Linked DNA regions of Homo sapiens: region 2 is linked to region 1. The links are chromatin loops, found by intact Hi-C in ENCODE. Cell type or tissue: testis. All regions are shown on one strand. Links, peaks and the distances in the headings refer to the core of each region. The heading gives the core; the rest is flanking DNA.

Region 1 (8,758 bases), core at 400-8,399:
TTGTCCCTTTGGCAAATTTTGTGCAGGACAGTTTCCAACCACTCTCCCAACAGTAAGAAACTTCTAATAGTGCTAATAAAAGATTGTGGGACCAAGACTATTTCCTTCTTCTCCGCCAGGAGTGGATTCTTTTTTTTTCTTTACCCTTCCCCCAGCCAAATAGGTTTTCACCTATACCCTGGAAATAACAGATGTGTTGCCCCTTCCTCAGTGGCTTAAGGCTTTTGTTCTTAAAGGAGAAGGGTCAAAGTGGGGCATCCTGTCTTTCTGGCAGTGACAGCCACTCCTCTCATTCAGGCCTGCACCAGTGAGAGAGACTCTCTGCCTTTCCCCACAATCTTTCTCTAGAGGTCTGTGCAGAAGATGCCTACAAGTGGGTGTGAACTCCACTTGTATCTGTGACTACCAATGGTTCTATACTTGGCCTTTAGAAACCCACTTAAAAAGTTTAACCAAATACTTCTTATCTGCTTGATTGGTGCCTGGTGTCTCTTCCTGTAACCATGCTCTGTCACAAGTGAGACAGTGCTTGTGTCTCATCTCTTTTTGGAGGAGTCTGTCTTTCCTTGGACTTTAGGCTACTTAGTTGCTCTGCATCAGAAGCTCTCTGATGGGTTCAAGAAATGTTAATGATTTTGTAGTTTATCTGACATTTTATTATAGTTAGGGTGAAAGTGACACTCTTTCCAATTTCCTCATCCTAGGTAGAAACAAAACTCCCAAATTCAGCAACATTTCAAAGTGAATTTATTTTTTGTTAACCAATAATAGCATGGATTTGTGGACATTTATTCAGACAACACTTGTTACACATTTGGATTCACAGATTTTTGGCACACTTATTAGTCTGTGCCCCAACCCCTCCCTATCAGAGATACACACACATAGTTTTGAAATCCCTATCATATCTTAAGATTTTTAAAAATCAACTTAAAACCCTTATAACTATGGTTTTGAAATTACTAAGGTCAATTGTAGTTCTGATAGCTATTGTAATTTAGCTAAATTTCAAATACAAAGGCAAAAAATGCACCATTCTACTAAAAAAGAAAAATAATTTGCGCACGTGGTCAAAATTAGCTTCTAAGAATATATAAGCTTTGAATTTCCTAATGTTCACATATTTAAAGTTATTGTCACAGCTATATGAGTATAAAAGGTGCTAAATTTTCTAGAATTTAACTCAGGACATAATGCCAGAAAGAAATATTTGTGATTCTGTATTTCCCACAAAAATGTAAACTGATTTTGACAAATAACAGCAATTACACCTATTACTTTTAGCACTTTGATACTTATTTTCTGAGTAACGTGTAATCTACAAATAAGAAAAACTAAAAACTGCTGTGATTTTTTTCAAGCAAATTTGACAATCCAATCTATTACAGCATTTTACCATAAAACATATGACTTATTTTTTCCCCATTGACTGATAGTAGTATATAGTATGTTTGACTTTGTAATGATAATTTATTATGATGGTCTTAAAATTTAAAGAGAAAAAAAGAAGGAAAATAATTTTTAAAGTGTACTATTTTAATACATTACTTTATAGAATTTAATTGTTCCTGGGCTCATGACAAATAAATTGACTTAAAACTAGCCTCTTATTTGTATTGATGAAAGTTAATTTGTACAGCAAAAGATGAGTAAAAATTAACTTGTACAGCAAAGGGGGAAAAATAGAAATGACCATTCAAATACTTTTTTAAAAAGTACTTTCACTATAAAACTGTTAGATACATTAATCAGTACATAGAATCAGGTAAGTGGTATCACGTGGTCAAAGATAGACCCAATAAATTCAATACCAAATTAAAAGGTTTTACTCTTAAAGGCTCCAAAGATACCATTTGTCAGAACAATGAATTCCTCTCTTTTATATTAAAATCTGAAAGTAATAATCAAGGTGGAAAAAAACTAAGTACTTTACTAAGTTCCTAGCAATATGGTGCTGGAATCTGTGTCCTACCATTCTTCAGTTAATTTTTAATGGATGATCATTAAAACAGCTGCTACTGCTCCTTTCTTTATAGACATATATTAAACTACTACACATTTCAAGTGAAATACATGATACTTCCCCCTGAAATAGCCAAAATTTGGGGTTCTAGTATTCTTGGAAGCATTTATCTGCTAGAAAAGATGTGGTTTTAATTCCCCTGTGATAAGGTGAATTTCCTTCATTATCTTCAAGGTTTCTATGTATGAGAGGATTGAATTCCTTCAAGGTCACCCAAAGTCCTGAGAGCTCCAGAGAATTATTTTGGCACTCTGACTTCTATTTTCTGCAACATTTGGCAATGTCTCAGAGTTTCATCAGAGAAAAAAAATAATAAAACCCACAAAATCTATGGGGAAAAAAGTCATAACTGATTATATTTGCCAAGGCAATCATATTCATTCAAGAAATTTTCTAGTATAAAGATATGTACCAATTATAGAGTGAAAGACTTCGCCTGTATTTAAAATGTTCTCTTTATAGCCCACTGGTATTTATTTGTTTTAGTCAAGGCTGGTATAGGTCTGCTCTCCTACCTTTTGTATTAGATGTAAAATTAAATGTAAAACATTTCAAATGTATTAAATCCAACTGTTGTAAACCCTTTCCACATAAAACTTCCTTCTACCAGCTAACATCTTACCAGAGACATTTTCCTATCAGCTGAGAAAAATAATTATTTCATTACATACAACATCCTCAAGAAAATGAAATTCATTTGTAATGCCAAAAATGATTGATTTTTAAAAACATTAAAGAAACTATCATTGACTGCGAAGGACAGTTCATAAATGAGAACTCAGTAGAAGAACATGAAGTAAATTCTGACATTATCTTAGAAACATTTATCTGCCCATATCGATATACTATCATGATTAATTCTTAAATCACCAGAAGAAGAGTTTTATAGGTATTTTCCATAGTACATTAATATTAACGTACTATGGTGAGGTTAAAAAAAAAAAGGGTCAGGAGGACAAAGTTCTGAAAACTTGGAGCAAGAGGGGAACAGACAACAAATGGAAGAGTGAAAACCTAAACCTTAAGTGGCATAATCTTACTATCTTGAGCACTTCCTCATTTAGGTCCTTCCCAAAACACCAAATGCATAGTTACATTCGCAATTATACCGGCATTCAATAATATGCATTTGCTCAATTAAATATTATTTGAAAATTAAATAAAAATCACAGTTATAAAAGCAAAAAAGAAAAATTCCACTTCTCAAAATATTTCTAATACTTCTTCCAGAATTGTGGGCAGAAAGTTTTTAAACAGAAGAGATCTTAATTTCTACTGCCAAATTTCAGATTTTAGGTTATAGAAAATGTAAATGACTAAGAAGCAAGATGGCAAACAAAACACAAGGCCAACAGCCTTGTAGAAACATAGAGACAACATCAAAATGCTTGAACGCTGACTGTGGAATTAAAGGTAACCACACGAGTTTGATAAAGAACTATGATATGGTCATCCATATCACAGTATGTAATATGAGAGGCAATTGCTTTTAAGTTATACTTGGTCAGCACCACCACGCACTAAATAATGTGCTTTACAAAGCATATTAAATACAGCCATAATCCCTGTCTTTAACATATTGTAATGTCAAACAGACCTATATACAGATAAAAAGACCTTGGTATTCAATTGAACAAGAACTAAAAGGCAAGGGTAAAGGAAAGACACCAGCTAAGAGTTTAAAAAATCCACTAGAAATAGTGTTTACTGGTAAAAAGAACTAACATAGTCAAATACAATACCGATTCTTCATGTAAATGGACTAAATGAGAGAAAACAAAAGAAAACAAAAACCTAGAGAGCAGTGGGATGTATAAAAAGTAAAGAATTCTCATATTTGTTCAATATTCAGACAAGTATCAAACTATTGTATTATTACATAAAAACAAGTCTTACCTTGTTGCTGTGAAGGTGCAATATCAGATTTATTTCTAACACGTAGGTAACTTTGTGATGGTTTGTGTTCAACTTGCTTAACATCCTGATTTTGCTTTAGTTGGTACTAAATAATTTAAGATATGAAGTCATAATATTATTTTTTAGTTACTTAAAAAAATCTGAGAAGTCAAATTATTCAAGTGTTTATAAAATTTTAATAATATGCTTGCTTTCTAGTTGCTTTTTATTGCTTTTTATTTATTCGCACTTCTACCAATAAATAGGTGATGAGGTACCTATTACAAAAGAAAAGACGTTGCAAAAAAAAACCTTTAAAAAGATTTGGATCATATATACAGATTTCAAATATTCAAGTCATTTCTGTCTATTTTCATTAGAGAATTCAGAGCTACTTATGAATCAAACTACTTTATATACATATAATGGATTTAGACAGGATAAGAACTTAATTTGGCAGCAAACTCTTCCATATAACCACTTTTTGCATAAAATGAAAATCTGCATAATGCACTGCAATTTTCGAAGAGCTTTTATATATAGTAACATCATTTAATTCTCAGAAGTGTGAGTAGGTATTGTTATCTTCCATTTGCTATTCAAGAAACATACGCTCCACCATAAGCACTATCATCTCTCATATAACATAACCAAATTTGAAATTTACAGTAGTCATAAATCTCTTCGTAATCACACATCACAAATTGTGTGATTTTCTTTCTTCTCTTTCCTATTTTATGCGCTTAATTATAAATGAGCCCCTGAAAATAGCTTTAACAGGAACTTAAAAAGAAATCCCTGGACCCTTATCAATAAATACAACCATAGAAGAATCTAAAACATCTGTCCACATGGACACAATGTAATCACTGCACCTCTGACAGGCATCCTCTTTATCTAGGGGTAAAAATTAGTAGCTCTAAGCTGCAGTAATAATAACTAGCCTTAACTCTGGTCTTCCAAGTTTAGAGCCGTTAGTCATGTATGTTTCTGCCTCGAAGGAAATATTATCTTGGTGTGTATTTCTAAGATGGGTACTAGGACTACCTCTGGCTCTGGCTGCTGAGACTTTGAACGTTTCTATTGGTTTCCTTACTTACTCACAGCGAATAAGAGCTGTGACCACAGGAGCTAAACTGCCTGTGTTCAAATCTGGGTAAGGCATTTTCTAGCTTTGACCTTGGGCAAGTTATTTAACTGCTCAATACCTCAATTTCCTCATTCATGAAATGGGGATAATAGTAACAACTACCTCATTAGGCTGTTATAATGATTAAATAAGTTAAAATACGTAAAAAACTTAGAACAGCATCTAGCACTATAAATGTGTGCTATTATTACTAACCATAAGTCCCTGCTAGCTAAAGAAATCTAACAAGGGAATTTTTTGAGGCCCTTTCTTCTGGTAACACTTTATAGTTTTATTCTAAAACAAGCCATCAATTAAAAGGAAGTAATCTTTCTTTTATTGTTAAAGTTTTATTGAGATACATGTAACAGACAATAAACTGCACATATTTAAAGTGTCCAATTTGCTGTTTTGACCTACCTATAAACCCATGAAACCATCACCACAATCAAGATAATACAATAAACATATCCATCAATCTCAAAAGTTTTCTCACACCCTTTTATCTTCTCCTTCTTGCCCTTTCCACCTCTAACTCCTACCATCACCCCAAAATAACTGAAATGCTATTACTATAAATTAGTTTGCATTTTCTAAAATTTTATATAAATAAAATCAGTGTTTTTTTTTTTTGGTATGGCTTCTTTACTCAACATAACTTTTGTAAGAACCATCCATGTTATTGTTTGTATTCATAGTTCATGCCTTTTGGTTGCTAAGTATTTCACTGTACAGGATACACCACAATTTGTCCATTTACCAGTTGATTGACATTTGTGTTGTTTTCAGTTTTTGGTTACTACAAATATAAGGTTGTATGAACATTCACGTACATGTCTTTGTGTAAATATATGTTTTAGTTTCTCTTGAGAAACTAGGAGTGAAATGCATGGTTCATATGGTGGGTGTATATTTTTAAATGGCCAAGCTCTTTTCCATAGGGGTTGGATCGTTTTACATTCCCAATCAACAAAGTATGAGAGTTCAGTTGCTCCACATCCTTGCCGACACTTGGCATGACCGCCTTTTAGATTTTAGATATTCTAATGGATGTGTGGTGGTAGCTCATTGTGGTTTTATTTTGCATTTTCCTAATGACTAACTCTGCTGAGAATCTTTTTTTCTTTTTTCAAGAAGGAGTTTTGCTCTGTCACCAGGGTGGAGTGCAGTGGCGAGATCTTGGCTCACTGCAAACTCCACCTTCTGGGTTCAAGTGATTCTCCTGCCTCAGCCTCCTGAGTAGCTGGGACTACAGGTGCACACCACCACACCCAGCTAATTTTTGTATTTTTAGTAGAGATGGGGTTTCACCATGTTGGCCAAGATGGTCTCGATCTCTTGACCTCGTGATCCACCTGCCTCAGCCTCCCAAAGTGCTGGGATTACAGGCGTGAGCCACCACGCCCAGCTAAGAATCTTTTTATGTGCTTATTTGCCATTTATATTATCTTCTCTGGGTAAAGGACTGTTCCAAATCTATTGTTCATTTTTCAACTGGATTGTTTGTTTTCTTAATATTGAGTTATGTGAGCTCCTTATATATTCTGAACAGAAGTCTTTGATAAGATAAGTGATTTGTAAATATTTTCTCCCAGTCAGTGGCTTGCCTTTTAATTCTCTTAACTGTGTTTTGAAGAACAGAAGTTCTTATTTTTGATAAGACCAATTTAAAAAATTATTATTCATAGATAGTACCTTTGGTATCATATCCCAGAAATGTTTGCCTAATCATGGTCACAAAAATTTTTTTTATATCGAAGTTATTAACAGATACTTTTTCATTATTAACTAGTTTTTCCTGATCATTGCTTGGTCACAGATTGGTAATACTGAACCCCACATAATCATGTGTTCCATAAACAATCTTTATCTTACGTATTTTTTGGTTTCATCCGTAACATGTCCTGCTGCATAATACCATGAATACTTATTCATAAATTAGTTCAAAATGGGTAATTTTGAACGAATTGCCAATACACAAATAAAAAACTACTTAATATTGAACTTTTTTAGATTAACATCTTGGTGAGTAATTAACCTATTTTTTCAGTACACAAGATTGCATGGGCCATTGGCTTACCTCAGCATTAAATTTCTTATGCAATACATTTCTTATGAAACACTTTTTACAAATTTCAATGTAATAAACACTTATCAAGCACCTACTATATGTAAATTACTGAGCTAGGTATTGCATGCAGATACAGAGATGTAAATGAAATCGCTACCTTACTTTTATATATATTATTTTTATGTTTTATTTACTTATTCATTTTTTTTGAGACAAGAGTCTCACTCTGTCACCAGCTGGAGTGCAGTGGTGTAATCTGGGCTCACTGCAACTTCTGCCTCCCGGGCACAAGCAATCTGCTGCCCACATCAGCCTCTCAAGTAGCTGGAACTACAGGAGCCGAGCTAATTTTTGTATTTTTTGTAGAGATGGCATTTTGCCACATTGCCCAGGCTGGTCTGAAACTCCTGGACTCAAGCGATCCACTGTCTCAACCTCCCAGAGTGCTGGGATTACAGGTGTGAGCCATTGCACCTGGCCATTATTTTATTCTTTAATTTAAAGATAGGGAATTAAGGCTTAAAAGAGGCTAAGTAATGTGTTCTAGGGCACAGCTTGGGTGAACTAGATTTATATTCAGACTTGAGTTAGGAAATAAAGGAGGCATGATTTGAAGCTATCTGACTCCAGAGGCTTGGCTCTTGACGGGGTACCACGCTAAGGCAACAGTGTTTCAATTCTCATTTTAAGTAAAATACAAGTGCTATTAATTTGGTACCTGGGAAAAATCTTCAGCGGCTACTGGTAAATTAACATCATTTTCTTGTGCTGTCAGAAGTGTTGTGGGAAGAACCAGCTTAGAATTTGGCTCCAACTCCAATTCTCCCAAACTCATTGGACCATGACTAGCACATGAATCTTCATAAATACTACCTGTTATCAAAAATGTAAATAAAAAGTTAAAATAAAGTGTTAAATTTATCTTCAAAAATGAACAAGTAGTTGACTAAAACCACCAATATTTCTCACCTGCTGAATTAGAACTAGCAGTGTACTTCAAACAAAAACACCTGGACCAAGCCTTCACTGCAATTAAAACCAAAACTCAGAGAGAATGCAAAAAGTACCTATGTTCAAACAAATCCATGGAATATTCTATGTAAAGTTCCAGTCAACAAGTTGCCCATGCAGTTCATCTGCAGCCTCCTTCCCACATACGAACTCTTAATACTCCTGCTTACCTTTCCTATCTCTAAGAGTCAATAGAATACTTTCTATCTAAAATGTAATCTTAAAGCAAAGGGCAATTTCCTGCCTGGAAAATGTTGGTATTGCCTAGCTCTATTCTGTAGATTTTGTTCTTCAAGTGATCAAGCTCTTATTTTCTTATCTAAATGGCACCTCTGGCTGAGTGCAGTAGCTCATGCCTGTAATCCAGCACTTTGGGAAGCTGAGGTGGGTGGATGCCTAAGGTCAGGAGTTTGAGACCAGCCTGGCCAACACGGTGAAACCTGTCTCTACTAAAAATACAAAAATTAGCTGGGTGTGGTGGCATGGCACCTGTAATCCCAGCTACTCAGGAAGCTGAGGCAGGAGAATCGCTTGAACCCAGGAGGCGGAGGTTGCACTGAGCTGAGATCGCATCACTGCACTCCAGTCTGGGTAACAAAATGAGACCTCGTCTCTAAATAAATAAATA
Region 2 (8,758 bases), core at 403-8,402, 540 kb before region 1:
GGTGAAAAATAAGCACCTTGATATGCCAGTGACAGTGTGAATGGAGATCTTATAATGATTCGAGTGCTTTTATGAAGAATAAAGTGGCCAACTTTTATGTATCTACCTAAGTTGGCCGCCCAGTCATTCATTTTTATTCTTCATAAAAGCACTCAAGCTCTGCCTCTGCCCCTGCCCCTGCCCCCTGCCCCTGCCCCTGCCCCCTGCCCCTGCCCCTGCCCCTGCCTCTGCCTCTGCCTCTGCCTCTCCCCACGGTCTCCCTCTCTTTCCACGGTCTTCCTCTGATGCCGAGCCGAAGCTGGACTGTACTGCTGCCATCTCGGCTCACTGCAACCTCTCTGCCTGATTCTCCTGCCTCAGCCTGCCGAGTGTCTGCGATTGCAGGCACGCTCCACCACGCCTGACTGGTTTTTGTATTTTTTTGGTGGAGACGGGGTTTCGCTGTGTTGGCCGGGCTGGTCTCCAGCTCCTAACCGCGAGTGATCCGCCAGCCTTGGCCTCCCGAGGTGCCGGGATTGCAGACAGAGTCTCGTTCACTCAGTGCTCAATGGTGCCCAGGCTGGAGTGCAGTGGCGTGATCTCGGCTCGCTACAACCTCCACCTCCCAGCCGCCTGCCTTGGCCTCCCAAAGTGCCGAGATTGCAGCCTCTGCCCGGCCGCCACCCCGTCTGGGAAGTGAGGAGCGTCTCTGCCTGGCCGCCCATCATCTGGGATGTGAGGAGCCCCTCTGCCTGGCTGCCCAGTCTGGAAAGTGAGGAGCGTCTCTGCCCGGCCGCCATCCCATCTAGGAAGTGAGGAGCGCCTCTTCCCGGCCGCCATCCCATCTAGGAAGTGAGGAGCATCTCTGACCGGCCGCCCATCGTCTGAGATGTGGGGAGCACCTCTGCCCCGCCGCCCCGTCTGGGATGTGAGGAGTGCCTCTGCCCGGCAACCGCCCCGTCTGAGAAGTGAGGAGCCCCTCTGCCCGGCAGCCACCCCGTCTGGGAAGTGAGGAGCGTCTCCGCCCGGCAGCCACCCCGTCTGGGAGGGAGGCGGGGGGGTCAGCCCCCCGCCCGGCCAGCCGCCCCGTCCGGGAGGTGAGGGGTGCCTCTGCCCGGCCACCACCCCGTCTGGGAGGTGTACCCAACAGCTCACTGAGAACGGGCCATGATGACAATGGCGATTTTGTGGAATAGAAACGGGGGAAAGGTGGGGAAAAGATTGAGAAATCGGATGGTTGCCGTGTCTGTGTAGAAAGAAGTAGACATGGGAGACTTTTCATTTTGTTCTGTACTAAGAAAAATTCTTCTGCCTTGGGATCCTGTTGATCTATGACCTTACCCCCAACCCTGTGCTCTCTGAAACATGTGCTGTGTCCACTCAGGGTTAAATGGATTAAGGGCGGTGCAAGAGGTGCTTTGCTAAACAGATGCTTGAAGGCAGCATGCTCGTTAAGAGTCATCACCACTCCCTAATCTCAAGTACCCAGGGACACAAACACTGCGGAAGGCCGCAGGGTCCTCTGCCTAGGAAAACCAGAGACCTTTGTTCACTTGCTTATCTGCTGACCTTCCCTCCACTATTGTCCTATGACCCTGCCAAATCCCCCTCTGCGAGAAACACCCAAGAATGATCAATAAAAAAAAAAAAGCACTCAAATAATTTTATATGTATATATAATATATATTAAATATATATATGTAAAAAACTTGGTGGGAGAGGTTGGGTGGCTTTTGCGAAGGAATGCAAGAAGTCAAGGGTGACATAAGGTTGTCAGCTTACTACCACCTTATTACACTTGGTTCTCATGTAAATAGTACACTCAAATAATTTTATATGTATATATAATATATATTAAATATATATATGTAAAAAACTTGGAGAGGTTGGGTGGCTTTTGCGAAGGAATGCAAGAAGTCAAGGGTGACATAAGGTTGTCAGCTTACTACCACCTTATTACACTTGGTTCTCATGTAAATAGTAATAATAACAACGGCTGATGATATTGTCCCCAAAAAGGAGACAAAAAGTGCTTCAGAGTGAACACCTTTAATTGGTTTACAGAACTGCCTGTAGTACAATAATGGAAGCAGGCAATCTTAGTCCTAACAGATCTTTCTTTCTCTCCCAAGCTGGTAGACAGATACTGGCTCTTGCCAGACTGCTATCATCAACAGATTGAGTTGACAAGTTTGTAATGAAGGAAAACTTGGAGGGACGAAGTGTAAGAAGTACCCTCATCATTTATGATCTCTGGGCATATGGCTAGGAACAGGAGGAGAGAAAACATTGTGCCTACTGACATTTGCCAGTCTTACAATGAATTTTGATTGAAAAATACATTAACGTTCCCTTTTTTGAGATGTCTATTGTCACCACCCTAATATAAAAAATTATTTTTCCCTTTCTACAATAAGCATGCCCTCATTATTAGGAGTATTAAATCATCGAGAAACACTGAAGTCAGCTAAGTCCCTTTAGCCAAGTATAGGAACTACACTAGCCAAAATGCTCTGGGTGAAGTTCATTACTTAATCATCCACCTTCCAAAAGCAAAGTATCTTTTTCTAGTTTCTTACATATTATCTGTAACATGTAGCTTTTGAGTGGTTGGACTTAACAAAGGCCTGACGATACTTTAGTGAAACTACTTCCTAGAAGAGAAGGCTGAGTTTGAGAAGAGAGTCCTTAAAGCACAGATTAACACTTTCTTGGCTAAATGTTCCAAGCGCATTTGTGGAAGGTACAGAGCTGTCCACTTGGGCATTTAAAAGGGCTACAGAAACCTAGGCCCCTTCCATCTTTGGAGGCTATTAGTTTACTAAAAATTTTTTGAATGCCAAAATAGACGTATAACAGTTGAAATATAGCATGAATACACTTAACAAATTAATACTTAGAAAAAATATAGTGCAATATAACTATGCTATTTAAAAGATAATAACATTCATAAAAGTCATTGCTCCACATAATGGAGGTAGACAGTTAATGGAACATAAGCTTAAAACTATACGACATCTTTCAATGTCATCAGTATACCCCATTTGAAGATCTACTTGAGCCCCTTCACGAATATGGGCCTTGGATAAATAGCCCTTCAGGTCTCTACTAGTATAGAGGTAGTCCCAACTCCTTTAGCCCAAGAAAGCACTTCAAAAATAGATGTTGGAGGCAGTGGATATCCTAAATATCCGTCTTACATGTTCTAGAAGTGTAACAAAATTTCACACATACCCCATTAATATGTACAAATATTAGGTATCAAAAAAGTAGACCTTAGACTTCGTTTTGGGAAATGATGGTTTCTGAGACACTCCTGCCCCTTTCCACTAAGCCTCCTTTCTAGGTAACATTTTTGATGGTCTATTTTGAGTGTTTATGACTTAGGAAGTTATATACCTTGGCTCCTTGTAGGAATGACCCAGAATGCTTATTCTTCATAGGAATGTCCTTTGACAAAAATATAGTGCAACATAATTGCTATTTTATTTTCATTTTATTTATTTTGAGACAGGGCCTCACTCTGTCATCCAGGTTGGAGTGCCTGGTGGATCTTGGCTCACTGCAACCTCCGCCTCCTGGACTCAAGTGATCCCCCTACCTCAGCCTCCCAAGTAACTGGGACCACAGGCACGCACCACCATGCCTGGCTAATTTTTGTGTTTTTTGGTAGAGATAGGGTTTCACCATGTTGCCTAGGCTGGTCTCGATCTCCTGGGCTCAAGCAATTTGCCCACCTTGGCCTCCCAAAGTGCTGCGATTACAGACATGAGCCACCGTGCCTGGCCAATAACTGCAACTTTAAAGATAACTATGCTTTTTAACACAATCCTTGTTGAAGAATCTTTGTAACAGTGTAAACTGGTCCATCTCCAAGAGTGCTGGACCTGGGGATTTGGTCACATGAATTTGGGTTCAAGTTCTGCAGCACCAAGACTAGTTAAGTGACACTAAGAAATTACTAATCCCTCTGAGCCTTGATTTCAACTGTAAAATGGAGATAACAATAGTTCTTATCTCATAGGGTGGTCTGAAGATTGAATGGGTTGCCACAATGAGAGCACTCCTGTGCTGCCTGGCATCTACTGGGCACTCAGATGTTCCTCATCATCACTGTTATTCTTATCCCAAATTCATACTCAAATTTTCAGAAACAGAGCTATATGTAGAAGATAGAAAGTTCAAACCTCTTTTTTTAACTACTTTTTGATATTTTTAGATGTTTCAGATTTTTATTTAAAGAAGTTTAGAGGCACTAATTACTCTGATGGGCTCTGAAATGGGTAATAGCCTTTATGTAGTGCCAAGGCTTGGCCTCCAGATGTCAGTATGAACTCAATTGATGGAGGTAGTTACTATGTGAACCAGTTGGATGGTTAAAGCTCTTCTCTACTTGTCTATTAAATAACATTGCAGATGCACAATCATTCTTTGATTTTAAAAATGTAATAAATAGATACCTTTTAATCTATTACTTTGGGAGACACTGAACCATAAAGCTGGTATGGAAAACATGCAACAAGTATATGAATCTGGAAATACCACTTCAAGAAAGTTGGACACCATTACCACAAATAAAAATGTGGAAAGAGTGTTAAATTTAACAATTGCTCTTGGAGTAAAATTATTATTTACATAATTATGACATCTATCCTATGAGTCCTCAAAAATTATTCAAGAGAATCAGAGGCCATATCTGACATTCCTTACATTCTACAGCTGTGCAGTACATATTTAGAGCCATTTCCATTAGAAAGTGGGATTAAAAATAGGTCCATGTCTATGAAGACCATGTGAAAGTAAATTGCTCCAGAAAGTGTCCCAGATTTATTATGGGTGTTGCTATAGAAACCTCAAGAAGAAGTTTGCTCTTAGAGGGCATCCTTTTTTATTCTATTTGTTCAATAAACATTTATTGAGCATCTACTACATTCCAGGTCGATTTTAAGTGTTGAGAATACAGCAGTAAACAAAGCAGACAAAATCCCTGCCCACATGGTTTATGGTTTAGGGAAAAGAGACAGAGAATAAACACAATAGATAAATGAATAAACAAAATTGTATAGAAGATAAGTGCGACAGATCAAAAGTGGAAAAGAAGGCAAACATTTGAAATACAGTAGTTAATCTAGGACAAAATGAACAAGTGACATTTAAGGAAACACTTGAAGCAAGTGAGGGAGCACACCAGAGGTATATTTGGGAGAAGAGCACTCCAGGTAGAGGAACCAGCAAAGTCAAAGTCAAGGGACAGCAAAAATGCTAGTGTGGCTGAGGCAGACTAGATGGGACTCCTTCCAGGATTTCTGGTAGAGTCATGGCATGATTTGACTTTACTGAAACCCATCTGGTTGTTCTGGTAAGAATAGGTGGCAAGTGTGGAGCAGGGCCAAACAGGAAAACCAGTCAGGAGGCAACTGCAATACTCTAAGATAAAGACTAGTGGTTTGGAATAAGAATTCAGGTGGAGCATCTAAAGATGGTTGTTCAAGTGAAGACATCTGGATGCCTCTGCAGCCTGGAAAGGTCTATTAGTTTAAGGATGAAGCTGTTTTAAAGTCCATTCTAAAACAAACAAAAAATTCCACCCATAATCCTTTTATACTAATGAATTACATCTTGAAACATATTATGGAAGTTAAAAGAAAAGTCTTAGTTTATAATAGTGCAAAAAGAAGAGTCAGAAAAAAGTCAGCATGACAAATACATAAAACTCAAATATATAGAGTACATGACAAATACATAAAACTAATATTTATGGGAGACAAGAAGCAAAGTTTCTTCTGATCTTGGCAAAAATAATGAAACCAGATTTCTATCTTAAAATAAAGAAAATTTCTATCTTAAAGAAAATTCCATTTTCTCTGGAATCCTAATCATTTTTTTCTTAGACCAAACTTAGAAATACCAATTCAGTTTTTAAAAAGTCAATAGACTCTGTTTTAGAGCAGTTTTAGGTTTACAGAAAAAGGAGTTTAAAAGACAGCATTCCCATATACTCCTCCTCCCCCTGCCCCACCCTCAACTAATGCAGCCCTCACCCACGCTAATGCAAGATTTTAATAACTAATTGATACATTATGATCAATTAGATTCCATAGTTTACATGAAGGCTCACTCTTCATGTTGTACATCTCTATGGGTTTTGACAAGGGCCTAACATTATGTATCTAACACTGCAATATCATACAGAATAGTTTCACTGCTCTAAAATTCTCCTGTGCTCCACCCAGTCATCTTCTTCCTTGTCCAGAACCTCTGGCAACCACTGATTTTTTTCTATCTCTATAGTTTTGCCTTTTCCAGAATGTCATATAGTTGGAATCATATAGTATGTAGCCTTTTTAAATTGGCTTCTTTTATTTAGCAGTGTACATTTAAGGCTCTTCTCTTTTTGTGGCTTGATGGCTTATTTTTTTAATTGATTGTTTTGGTTGGAAGCGTCTGTGTGTCCCTCCCTTTGTACTTGTATAAAGAAATATTTCATCTATCCTGTATTACCATCTTTGTACGCAGAACTCTAAATTTCATTACGTACCCTTCCCACATGCCAGCAGGCATTGTTGATTATGGTGACAAATGATATATTCATTAAAATGAGATCCATTTGTTCTGGTAAGGTGTTCCAATAAGGAGACTACAAAATATCATGTAAAGACCCATTGTCACTGGCACCTGATCCAAGTCATCTCTGACTTGGGTCCCGTTTTATGACCCACTCTTGACATTTCCTATTTGCTGTACTACGGGAAAAAGAATCCAGTTTTTCTTTCTACCCCACCTCCACTGTGTGTCAAAGAAAGTGCACAGATACCACATTAGAATAGTAAAATCAGTTACATTGTGTATCACTAGGATTATGTAATAGTTTTCATCTAAACTTTTTTTTTTTGGAGGAATTTAGGTTCAAAAAGCTTTCAGATATTGAAGTATTTATGGGTGAAATGAGATGATGTCTGGAATTTTTTCACTACTCTAGAAAATAACTATGTGTGAGTGGAGGGAAAGAGAGATGAACCAAGATTAAGGTATTGATAATCTTAATCTGGAAGCTGGGTGATAGGTCCAAGGGGGATTCATTACATTATTCTCCTTACTTTTATGTGTATTTTGAATATTTCAATACTAAAAAGTTTTTTAATTTAAAAAAGACAGACTCTGAAAAAAACTAGCAGAAGCTTCCAGAGTATTAATAGTTAATTGTTGTTAGTATGCAAAACTTTCTTCACTTTTTTTGCCAAGAAAGATGTGCCATTGGGAAGCATCTAAGAAAGTTAAGGCATACGTTATTTTAATCATAGTTTCAAGATGGAAACTAGGCTGGGTGCAGTGGCTCACATCTGTAATCCCAGCACTTTGGGAGGCCAAAGTGGGCAGATCACCTGGAGTCAGGAGTTCAAGACCAGCCTGGCCAACATGGTGAAACCCTGTCTCTACTAAAAACACAAAAATTAGCTGGCGTGGTGGCACACAACTGTAATCCCAGCTACTCGGGAGGCTGAGGCAGGAGAATCGCTTGAACTCAGGAGGCAGAGGTTGCAGTGAGCTGAGATTTTGCCACTGCACTCTACCCTGGGTGGAAACTAAAGAGGAAACTGAGATCAAACACACAGTAGTTAACTTTGTCAGTGACTGAAAGAGTTGCAAGGCAAAATCTCATCAGGATCCAGGATAATAACAAAAACAGTATATTAGTCCATTCTCACACTGCTGCAAAGACATGCCTGAGACTGAGTAATTCATTAAAAAAAAGTGTAATCAGCTCATGTTTCTGCAGGTTGTACAGGCTTCTGCTTCCGGGGAGGCTTCAGAAAACTTACAATCATGGTGGCAGGTGAAGGGAAACAGGTATATCTTCACATGGCCAGCAGGAGAGAAAGAGAAAGAGGAAGGAGATGCTACACACTTTTAAACAAGCAGATCTCAGGAGAACTCTATCATAAGACAGCACTAGGAAGATTATGCTAAACCATTATAAGCCATTCCCCTGATCCAATCACCTCCAACCAGGCCCCTCCTCCAACACTGGGGATTATAATTCGACATGAGATTTGGGTGGGGACACAGAGCCAAACCATATTAAACAGTAATTATAATAGAGATAATACTTTATGATTAATATATGTCAGGAACTGTAATAAACACTTTGTATGTTACTTCACACCAATTCTCTGAGGTATTGTTATTTTACTTATTTTATAGGTGAGCAAACAGTGACCTGGAGAGGTTAAATACCTTGCCCAAGGTCACCCTCTCTAAGTAGTAGAGCCATACCTGGAATCAAGACAATCAGCTTCCAGAGCCTGAATTAGCTACTATACTGTGCTTTGTCTCAATCCAAAGTCAAAGAAAAGTGAACTTAGTTAAGTGAGCTGGAAATGCCTGGGAGAATCTTATCTGTCTATAAATCTGGGTCAAGTTAAAGTACAGCACATGATTGTGTGCATTAGTGTCTTGTACACACTGGTGAGAGAGGAGATCCAGGACTAGGATGAGAGGATGAGGCACTCACCTTGGGCGTAAAATTTAAGGAGGCATGTACCAAATAGCTCAGTAATTAAGATACATACTATTTCAATGCAATATCTAATAAATTAATACAAACAAATTTATTATGAATAAAGTATCCAAATTTTAAATACAGGATTAGTAACAGTGCTATTCCAAGCCATACTGAAGTCTGAAACAATAGGAAAAATCTGTCATGCTGATCCAGTTTTTATATAAAATTTTGATATTTTGTTCATCCTGGATATTTTTGCATAGGTTTTTAAATTTT

Evidence for each region. Hi-C counts contacts between places; a loop is a spot of excess contacts. Peaks named below come from ENCODE experiments on the same cell type or tissue, not always from the same donor. Only the 100,000 strongest peaks of a DNase experiment are listed, where the experiment ranks them.
Region 2: a loop joins it to region 1, with 7 times the contacts of the local background. A loop is called at or near these places in 81 of 110 quality-filtered maps.

What each region holds. Positions count from the first base shown.
Region 1 is chr14:58,507,789-58,516,546 of GRCh38, reverse strand. It overlaps KIAA0586, which reads right to left. Exons shown (of 31, transcript NM_001329943.3): 28 at 7,838-7,992; 29 at 3,920-4,025. Among named protein-coding and RNA genes, the nearest start is that of KIAA0586, 84 kb to the right of the region's middle. In testis, for the core only: no CTCF peak of the experiment used is centred there; no DNase peak of the experiment used is centred there.
Region 2 is chr14:59,051,168-59,059,925 of GRCh38, reverse strand. No RefSeq gene overlaps it. Among named protein-coding and RNA genes, the nearest start is that of DAAM1, 130 kb to the left of the region's middle. In testis, for the core only: CTCF peaks have their summits at 4,105 and 4,312 (motif pointing right); a DNase peak (open chromatin) is centred at 4,285.